Linked DNA regions of Homo sapiens: region 2 is linked to region 1. A link is a loop called in an ENCODE intact Hi-C map of the cell type or tissue named here. Cell type or tissue: IMR-90. All regions are shown on one strand. Links, peaks and the distances in the headings refer to the core of each region. The heading gives the core; the rest is flanking DNA.

What was found. A loop is a pair of places that touch in the nucleus more often than their neighbours do. Peaks named below come from ENCODE experiments on the same cell type or tissue, not always from the same donor. Only the 100,000 strongest peaks of a DNase experiment are listed, where the experiment ranks them.
Region 2: it touches region 1 in a loop (2.5-fold over the local background); 2 of 110 quality-filtered maps call a loop at or near these places.

Annotation. Positions count from the first base shown.
Region 1 is chr7:84,370,326-84,375,717 of GRCh38, reverse strand. It overlaps a transcript of SEMA3A not described here. Among named protein-coding and RNA genes, the nearest start is that of LINC03017, 160 kb to the left of the region's middle. RefSeq lists an enhancer at 2,827-4,026. In IMR-90, for the core only: no CTCF peak of the experiment used is centred there; a DNase peak (open chromatin) is centred at 3,277; H3K4me3 peaks cover 401 bases; H3K27ac peaks cover 601 bases.
Region 2 is chr7:84,192,848-84,198,239 of GRCh38, reverse strand. SEMA3A (semaphorin 3A) reads left to right here and starts at 3,451. Exons shown (of 17, transcript NM_006080.3): 1 at 3,451-3,765. The coding sequence starts at 3,654. RefSeq lists an enhancer at 2,530-3,337. In IMR-90, for the core only: a CTCF peak has its summit at 3,145; DNase peaks (open chromatin) are centred at 1,889 and 3,129; H3K4me3 peaks cover 3,837 bases; H3K27ac peaks cover 3,355 bases.

The DNA.
Region 1 (5,392 bases), core at 154-5,153:
TAGCTAGAAGATAGAATTTTGAATATTCCCAACACTAAGATGATAAATGTTTGAGGTGATGAATATACTAATTAACCTGATTTGATTATTACACATGGTATCTTTGCATTAAAATATCATACAGTACCCCAAAAATAAGTACAATTATGATGTGTCAAATAAAAATAAGAATAAATTTTAATAAAAGAAAGAATACCTACCACATTGGATTGGCATATAGATCAAATGAAATAATTCCCCAAAGCACTCTGTTCAACCCTGATACTGAAGAAGATTTTAGTGACTGGCAGCAGTCATCACATAGGGTTATTAGAAAGACAAATAAGGTGGCATACGTGAACAATGAATGGAGCTTGGTACTTTGCGCACTCAATGCCCTCAATAATATTACTTTTTCTGGCCAGGCACAGTGGCTCATGCCTGTAATCCCAGCACTTTTGGAGGCCAAGGTGGGTGGATCACATGAGGTCAGAAGTTCGAGATCAGCCTAGCCAAAATGGTGAAACCTCATCTCTACTAAAAATACAAAAATCAGCTGGATGTGTTGGCGGGTGCCTGTAATCCCAGCTACTCAGGAGGCTGAGGCAGGAGAATAGCTTGAACCAAGGAGGCAGAGATTGTAGTGAGCTGAGATGGCACCACTATACTCTAGCCTGGGTGACAGAGTGAGACTCGGTCTCAAAAAAATAAAAAATAAAATAAAATATTACTTATTCCCTGAAACAGTCTCTTTGAAGTACCAATTTATGCTTCAAACATACACGTCTCCTCCCTAGGATTGCAGATAACGAGTCATAGTGCACAGGGTTCTGTCACATGCAGAGGCTATGGCAGAGTGGCTGATCCAGTTACATACATCTCACAAGCACAGTTAAGCCTCTGATTCCCTATATACTGTCAATCATATACTTTAAAAACAATTACTTCCACCAAATATACCTATCATCAACCTTACAAAGTTACCAATCCACTAGGCCAATTATATTATTAGAAGCTTGCTTTTCCATTTTTACATCTAAGTCCAACTCTTCTCTCTTAAAAGAATACTTTTAGAAATACCTTAAATGGTTTACTGTTATATTTTTGTGATCAGAACAATTTTAGATCATTATTTTAGCTTAACTATAGATGCAGATCACTATAAAGATGATAATATAAGCACAACACCTATAAACCAGAGACAGTTTTAAACTAGATGGTCATTGTCCTTTTAAACATTTCATTGTACTTGCGTATGCACATACACACACACACATCAATTCATAAAATGTAAGTGTATGAAAGATATGTGTTTAATATATGTATCTTAATGGGTACAGTGTTCATATTCAATAATTGACTTAAATATATTTTTCGATGGACATACAAGTTTTCTACTTCCACTATTATCAGCAGTGCATCAGTGAACATCTTTGGGTATAAATATCTTTGCACACATATTTATTGCTATTATTTTAAAGAATTCTTTGAATGGAATTGTTGGGTAAAGGATACACACATTCACATTTTTGATACATACTGTCTTTCACAAATCAATTACCAACTTTTGTTCTCATTGACATGCAGTGTCTTAAAGTTTGCATGAGTTTCATTCTCTATTTACATTGTTTTCTCCTCTGGGCTTCTGCCCATGAGATGCTGCCTGAAATCCATTCCTCTCCCGTGATCTCATGACCAGGCCTTGTTGACCATGCTTTTTCAATGACTCTTTTAGCTGGGCCCTTTCTTCAAACTTGAGGACTTCCTTGCTAATCTTCTTGTCACCTAAAGCCAAACTCATCTCATGCCATATTTTCAACAACTACTTGTTAAAAAATATAATACAAAATAGTAAATACTAATGTTAATGAATGTAACTTAAACTTTCTTGGAAAATGTTAGTACTCACTTTTATTTTCCAGACACTAGACAAAGTACTATGTATGCATTATATGAAAATTGAATGTTATTATTATTAACTTCCTCTGCAATAAAAATCTGAAGCTCAGAAAATCTTAGTTATTTTCCAAGGATAAATATATGTAGCACATTTGGGCTTATATCCTTGGTTGTATTATTGCAATTCTATTCTTAACCACCATGATGTACTGTCTGCATTTGGAAATTCAGGAACAAATTTAGAGCTTTGCCAACGTTTCAAAGGCATGATTTTATAAATTACTTTTATTCATAAATTACTGTGTGATCAAAAATATAAATTTACTTTGGGGTAAGTCAGGCTGATCTCATATTATTTCAGAAAATATCTGTTATTTTAGTCCATAATAAAAAGTTACTGACCCTATTTGCTTTTTGTTAATAATGACTGCGGACATTTCCTAAGAGATGCCTAGTTGAAAATATGTCCATGTAACGCTGATGAAGTAGGAATTTGGGCAAGGTTGTAGATGACTGATTTCTGTGCTTATTTCAAAAATGATTCTATTCAACATGTATTGAAGAGCTATTATGGAATACCAAACTACAGGAAAGTTGGTGGCCTTAAAGAAACCATCAGCTTGGTCCACTGGAGTTATCCGATGTGTGAGCTCACTCTAGTTTCTACAGGTTGACTGGGGACACTTATTTAGTCTGGGCTTGGCTGGGGCAACTTAGCAAGGGCTTCTCCATTCCATGTATTTTTCATCATTCTTTTGAAACCAGTGGGTTAGCCCAGGTATGTACATTTTATGGTGACGGCAAAAGGACAAGAGAGCGAATGGAAACATACAACATATCTTGAGGACTCAGCTTTTGGAGCTGGCATGTTGTCACTTTTACATCATCCTATTTGCAAAAGCAAGTCTCATGATGAAATTCATAGCCAGAGTGGGGAAATATGCTGTTCCCCTTTGAGGGAAGAGTGGCAAACTCATATGGCAAAAAGCATGGAGATAAGACGGAAGTGAGAAGTAGTGCCAGTAATACAAGCTAGCACCAAAGCAACTGAGTTTTTACTTGAAAAGATATTCTGGTTCTAAACTTAAAAACTAACCTATATTTTTAATTATTTGGTCACGGGGTACTATGAAGTTTTTTGATTTCCTGAGACAGAGAGGGCATGCTGCAGATGTTTTAATTTCAGGTCAGGTGATTTCTACCTATGAAATGATTTTGCCTATGTCCTTTAAGAACCACTTGTGTGTTTCTCTGAATGCAGTTTTCAGCACTAAAACTCTCAATGAGTGACTCATTAAACTAGTCACCATTGTATCCACCCACTCAACCTCTTGCCATGGCCTCCAAATCTGAGGTTGCTCTGTCACATAAGCATGATAACTGTAGAATCCAGAATTCCTATTCAACTTGTGCCAAAACACTAAGCCTTTAAGTTTAAGAGCATTTGAGGATAATTGTAAGAAAAATAGCTTGGTTGCTCTGTAACCAGATGCTAAGTTGACTAATACTCACTCACAGTGAGTTAACCGGAAATTAAAGGAGGGAGTCACAGCCCCAGAGTGTGAAAGAAGATAGCCGGAAATGTCCAAAGCAGTTAAGAGGGCGAACAGATTTTGTCTAAAAAGATAAGGCAGCTAAACAGAGGGTGAGAAGACATGAGCCAAATTTACACACACAAATAGTGGAAATAATCTCTGAGAATCCAATTTGGGAAGAAGTGAGGGAGATAATAGTGCTCTGAGTGCCTAGTGATGAGAGAACAAAGAGGTTAACGATGCCTGAGAGACAGGATCAGTAATGTTTCCAAGGTGTCATGGAAGAGTCTGCTGGCAATAGGACAGAAGTGTGCTTTTTTGTTTATTAAACCAGTTTACTAAGAAGGTTCAAGTTTGCGTCAAAGTTCAAACTTTATAAATTATTTGTTTGCTTTGCTTTCCAGAATATTTAAAAAAACCATCCATGGGACAGTCTAACATAACAAAGGGAATTATTCATCAAGAAGAGGCCCTTTAGCAGGTAAGTGTGAGGAAACCCTTCATCTTTAAAAGGCATATGACTCTTTGCTTGGTGTTTGACTTTAAGTGGAACCGAAAAAGTTTTAAGGAGATTAACATCTTTATATTCTTAAAGCCAATGTCTTCAAAATAACAACCTAAAAGCAAAGTGAAAAATCCAATCAGGTGTTTATTGATTTTTTCAAATTCAAATATATATTATAATATTGTTTCTCAACTTCTATGAGATATAGGGCTTGTCTTGATATAAGTAATGAGATGGATATAATTATGTTCCATGATTTAATATTTTATTTTCTTATATCTTAATTATGAGTTGATGCTATAGTCTGAACAATTAAGACCTAAATGCTTTTCCAAATTTACATAAAAATTCAAAATTTTGTGTTAGAAAATTACTTTCTAAAAAACTCAAGTATTCTGCATCTGGGTGGAAACTAAAGATAATTGCCAATTCTAAATGTTATTATGATTACTGTTCCAATTTTATTGTCTTAAATTCCTCAACTGTCTACTTCCCCCATACTATATGACATAAATTAAAGTCTCTGAGCCATGTTATATGTTGTTCACTAGTAAACATCAACGTGCTGGTACAGAAAGGCATATCTGATTCTGTAAAAAGTTTCTGAAGGAACAAGATAATAAAAAAACAATGTAAATCTATTTGCACAAACCTAATATTACTGGAAGGAGTTTCTGTCAATAACTACTGATGTGACCCAGTGCTTCTAACCTATATGAATGTACATCCATGTATATATGTTAGATAGGGTAGATATACATATTACCTATCTATATACCTACCTATTTACCTCCTCCCTCTCCCTCCATCATCCATTCTCATGTTCTATATGGTTATATGTTCTATATGGTATACTAGATACTCAACTAATCTATTTCAAATAAATGAATTAGTAGTTTCATCCATAGCTGTTGTTAGCATGGAAAAACTTAGGGGAACTGAGAATCTTTTTTTCTGCCTTAGAACATGCTATATTAACTTGTGGTTTATGTAATTACCATTGTATGTCTCCTTATTTTTGTCCCTAAAGAAACTTTACATCTTACAACTTCATCCCTATGAATTTTATTTCCTTCCCTATAAAATGAGAATAAAAATATACATTATAAAGGTATATTTGAGGTCTAAACAAAATAATGTGTATTAAATGTAATGCCTTGAAAAGGTAAATATTTATAAATTGGCATGGCTTTGAGACAATAAGAAAAACTAGAATTGGCACATGGTTAAAGTGGGAATTCAACAGAGCAACCAAGATGTTTCTAACCTTTTCTTTTTAATTGTATTTGAGGCCTATCAAATCTAACTTTTACACGAAATTATAAATTATTCATGATTTCCATAGATATTTTATATTTTATCTTAAGAGGTGTCTGCTAAACTATATAAATCTGGAAGGAAACTTATGCTAAAATATAAGGTATTGGCCTATGTGTACACACATTGCTCATTCTCTAATGAGGCTCTGGAGCTA
Region 2 (5,392 bases), core at 321-5,320, 180 kb after region 1:
TGGGCAACAAGAGCAAAACTCCGTCTCCACAAAAAATAAAATAAAAAAATAAAAAAAGGCCAATATAATATTTGTGACTTTTAAAAAGTAGTAAGTGATACAGTAAAATAAAATCAATGGTTATGGTGTATGGTGTCAAATACAGTAAGTTTTCTAATTTCAGAATTTAGGCCACAGATTCTCAGAGTAAGGAGTGATCTGGCCGGGCTCGGGGGCTCACGCCTGTAATCCTACCACTATGGGAGGCGGAGGCCGGCAGATTGCCTGAGTTCAGGAGTTTGAGAACAGCCTGGGCAACACGGTGAAACTCCGTCTCTACTAAAATACAAAAAATTAGCTGGGCGTGGCGGCGTGTGCCTGTAGTCCCAGCTACTCGGGAGGCTGAGACGGGAGAATTACTTGAACCCGGGAGGCCGAGGTTGCAGTAAGCCGAGATCGCGCCACTGCACTCCAGCCTGGGGGACGGAGCGAGACTCCGTCTCAAAAAAAAAAAAAAAAAAAAAAAAAAAGAGTGATCTTTGGAGGAGTGGATTAAAATCTGCATTGTACACATGCAGCCAGATTCCGATAGATTCTGACACCGCCCATCCAGGTCCACCCATACCTTGCTTCTACTTTAGTTGAGAAATAAGTTGAAGTTTGATTATCCTCAGGTATTTGGGGATATTAAGAAAAAAAAAGTTAAACAATTTTATTCAACTCTGAGCAAAGTCGAATGAGAAGGCAGTAGAAATATAATATTCCAAATGCTTTTGTGAGTGTTTTTCAGGCATTTACTTTCTTCTTTCATTTTTTATTTAACATTTGAATTATCTGTGTGTGGCCAGACATTTCTAGTATTTTATAATTTAATCAGTCTAGGACAGTTAGTTTGCCTGAAGAATATACTATTTTTACATTTCTTAAATAAAAAATCTGCAGAAAAGCAAATATAAATGCAAACCTATGAAACTTTTAAACATCTGGAAAAACAGGAAGATCATAAATAATTTGGAGGATAAGAAAAATATCAAATATAAATAATCATATCATAGTTTATAAAAAATCGTGTGTATATGGAGGTGTCTGTGCTACCAACTTCCATGTGTCAACATTAATTTAAATTATTCATTTTATGAAATGAAATAACTTTGTCCTGATTTTGTGGTTCAAAATCCAGATTTTATGTTTTTCTTCCCCCATGGAGCCATTTTTGACCCTCTTTTATCTAAATTTACTTACAGCCTTTTGTTTTATTTGGAGCATATAAAAATGTTTTAGGATTAGACATTACACAGGTGAAATGGATACACTTATAAATTTTATTATCCTGTTTAGTTTTGACAAAAACTTGCTCTTCTATTCTAGAAAACAAGAGTAAAAATATAAATATATTTTAAGACATATAAAATATATACTAATGAAAATGGTAAAACTACTTAAAGCATTTAAACTAATTATATGTGAGATTTCAATAGGATAATTCATTAGTCCAATCCTTGAAATAATCCCAAAGCGACATGAATTCCTCTGCAGAATGAATGTCTATAGAGAGTAATCCATGGAAGACAGACAAGCCTCTTGTCATTTGTAGCCTTAATCCATTGCCTAGAGCGTGAAAGTGCCTAGTATAACAAGTGTGGGAATCAGTAAAATCAACATTATTTTTGGATTTTATTTTCTTAACAATACTGGCTGATCAATAGGCTTGAGGAAACTGACAAATACAATAAGATCTGTTTGATGAGTCAATCTAGTGAAGTAGAGAGAGAATTCCTACTCCCTTTTCCCCATTCTCCCCCTCTTTAAATCCTCCTCTTCCTCCTTCTCCACCTACATTCACACAAGCCACACATCCAACGGCAGAGAGGGAGAGACAGAGAGAGAGAGAGAGAGAGAGAGAGAGAAAGCAGAGCGAGCGAGCGCTGTGCTTTCTCTATTGGTCTGTGGACATTAAGTAATGAAAGCTGTAGTGACAATGCTTAGATCATTTTCTTAAGAATACTAAGCCACTTTCAGTAGGTGTTTATGTTTTTAATTGTGAGACTCACTCTCTCCCTTCAGCCAAGAAGTTTCCCTACTATTGAAGTTGAGTCTCTGGATTCCAAGTGCTGTTCTGGAGGTGGGGGGTGGGGAGTGGTGGTAGGAGGGGGTAGGGCAGAATCATTTGGGGAATAAAGGAGAGAAAGTTCTGTCCTGTTAACTTTTTTATACATCCCCTAAAGATTCTTGTAAAAATATCAGCTTTGAGGAAAACTGAATGAAAAATAAGAGAGAAAATTGAGAGGCCACAGCCAACTACTTGTTTCAGAAGGAACTAATGGTGTTCATATGACTGCCTGAATACATGCCTATACGTCCCACAGAAAATTTAGTAACCCTTCAGCAGCTCATGAAGACACAGAGATATTCTTTTCATGTTACTCCTTGACACTCAGCAGGGACTTTTGTGAACTTTGTCATCTTCCGCTGCCCTTTAAACCAAAACTAGGGAAGTGTCTTTAATTAATGAGATGTGATGCATTGAAAATGTTAGCCAGAGCATTCCAGAAGCTGGAAAACCATAGACGTTTTTAAATTCTGAGTATCCTTTTGAGAATCCCCCGTTGTAATTTATAATTCTCAAAGGACCTATATTTGTCTTGAACTGATTGTTGGAATGGGCTTTAGTAGGAATTTCTTCCCTGAAATTGCAGTGGGACAGAGGAAGGGGGTGGTTGAGCCCAGGGGGTTTGTTGGGAGGAGGGAATGATCTCTAACAAGGCTTTAAAACCTTCAGTGGTTAAAGTTGTATTGATGAGGATATATAGACACACACACACACACACACACACACACGCACACATACAATGCACAAGTTCAGCAGGATTGTATAATGAGCATGAATTGTAAATTTTGTAGGTAGCAGAATTCAGATTTTTAAAATCAAAATTGCACCCAAAAATGGCTATAAAACAACGCTTGCCTTGGGAAGTAAATTTATAGCTACATGCCTTTCACAGGCACGCCTGAGGGTTCTGCTCCCGGCTCTAATCTCTACGAGATGTTTTTTGCATGTGTTGTGTGACAGGAGGGAAGGGGAGTAGGTTGAGCTCGCCTGTTCTCCCATTGTCAGCCAGTCTAGTGAGTGTTGGGGAAACCTGTCTGTGGGATCTTGTGTCATCTCCCTCTACATGCGTACAGGAAAAGTCCGCGCTGCTCACGGTTTCTCTCTCTCTCTCTCTCTCTCTCTCTCTTTCTCTCTCTCTCTCTCTCTGTTTCCCTTTCATTCTGCTTCCCCGGAGCCGAATGAAGCAGGGAGCAGGATTAGAGACTGCCACCGGCTATCAGAGGAGCTTAGATAAAAGGAACTGCTTCTTAAGCACCACTGCAGCAGACCTTGTTAATTTTTTTTTTTTTTCTTTCCACACAACAGTTGTGCCTCATTATCCGGTGCCTGGCTCGGAATTTTTTTTTTTTTTTTTCTTTTTGGAGGGTTTGAAGTTTCTGTGCTTCAGTGACTGTTACAGAAGAAGAGGTGTTAGTGTTGCCATGAGGTCTTGATTGTCTGCATTTATGAATGAAACTGACCTAAATCACCTGTTACCTCCAGTTTCCAGATTGTTTGAACTTCTCTGGCCGCACAATACAGGAAGGAAGACTAAAGCAGCAAAGGGACCTACAGCGTCTGCAGCATGGGCTGGTTAACTAGGATTGTCTGTCTTTTCTGGGGAGTATTACTTACAGCAAGAGCAAACTATCAGAATGGGAAGAACAATGTGCCAAGGCTGAAATTATCCTACAAAGGTAAATCTTATTTTTCTTTTATTTGGTTAGCTTTGTAATAACCGCCCCCCCCCTTAATTCCTTGAACTCCCTCCCAACCCCAAATCATCAAACCTTTAGTTTAACCTGGTAAACCGACGTGATTATGTGTATCTTTCTGAGATGCTTTAAACGCTTTTTGTAAAAAGCATGTCTTCTGTTTGATATATGACAACTTAAATGCAAACAAAGAACATTTAATCACATTTGCTGAAAAGAGCTGTATGCCTGGTACACGCTGATCTGTATATCTTATTATCCTATCTTATGCCTGTTAATTTTTCCGACTTTAATTCTATTAAAATATTTTCTTAAAAATAGAAATGCAAAAATGGTCTCTTTGTAGATGTGCATGCCTTACCTATAATTACTATGATGAATTGCATTTTCTTAGTTTTAGACATGAAATGGTTAATCGTCATCATGAATATTCAGTTTGTTCAAATCTGACAATCAGATGCTTAACATAAGCAGTAGATCATGGTTTGCCAAGAGAACATAAACTGGATGGAACAGACTAGTTTTTCCACAGTGCCTTATGATTGTACAAAAGACTGTATTTGGCTAATTGTGTAAAGCTAAAGTCTTTGAAATATTATGTTATTTAATTCTATATGTACTTCAGTGAGAACTGCAGACACATTACTGTCTGCTTGCATAGGTAGTTGTGTAAACTTCTCTTTTGAAAAGTATAAATTAAAGAGAGAAAAAAGAGCTTTATCACTAGTGCTTTATTTGGTTACAATTTAATGTATGTGCTTATTTTTATTGAGGATTTTTTATGTTTGTTCCACATTTGCTTAGATAGGTCTTATAGATAGATGATGTGTAAAGTAATGCTAAAGTAGAGCCCAAAATGATATACATACATTTAGTGGCAGTAAATCTTTCTATAACTCAGGTATTATTAAAATGGAGTTGAAGATTAAACTGTTTTAACTCAAGTAGTTTTACTCCCTAAGGTGTTGATTTCTTATGATTCTCAGATTTCTAAAATTGGGGGTGGAGCAGTGAGAAGCTCTAATTAAGCTTATTTTTTAGCCTATAAGTTAAAATAAAAATTATTGAAGGTATTTGTAGAGATGTCTGTCTACTGTACCTTGCTCTTATGCCACAAAACATATTCTTTAATTCTCATATGATGGGGAACATCTTTTTCTGAATGCCCTAGTGTGAATGAGGATCTCAAATCAGAAGAGAGATGTAATTTTCACACTTTGAATTAGAAAATTAAACACCTAGTAATGTGTTTCTTTGGACTTAGTGCTCGTTAAATGAAATGCATTGAATTAGAATATCTATTTACTTTTTGGTGTAATGTTTTCCTGAGTATCAAGTTGGGAATAGAGACTTAAACATCAACAAACAGAAGTGCAATTGTACTTATGTAAGTTTTAAAAAATCATGTAGCGTTATTTAATTAATTTAGTAACTGTCTTTAAATTATTTCCATAGTATATGATATTATGGTGTCTGTGTTTTTATCAGTTTTGCTTTCTGTTTTCACTCCTTGACAAGGTGACATCAAATAAGTCTAAGTTGATGGTCCACTTTATCCAAGTTTATGTTCCCTATAAGTTTTACATGCAACTTTAGTTCTCAAAGATGT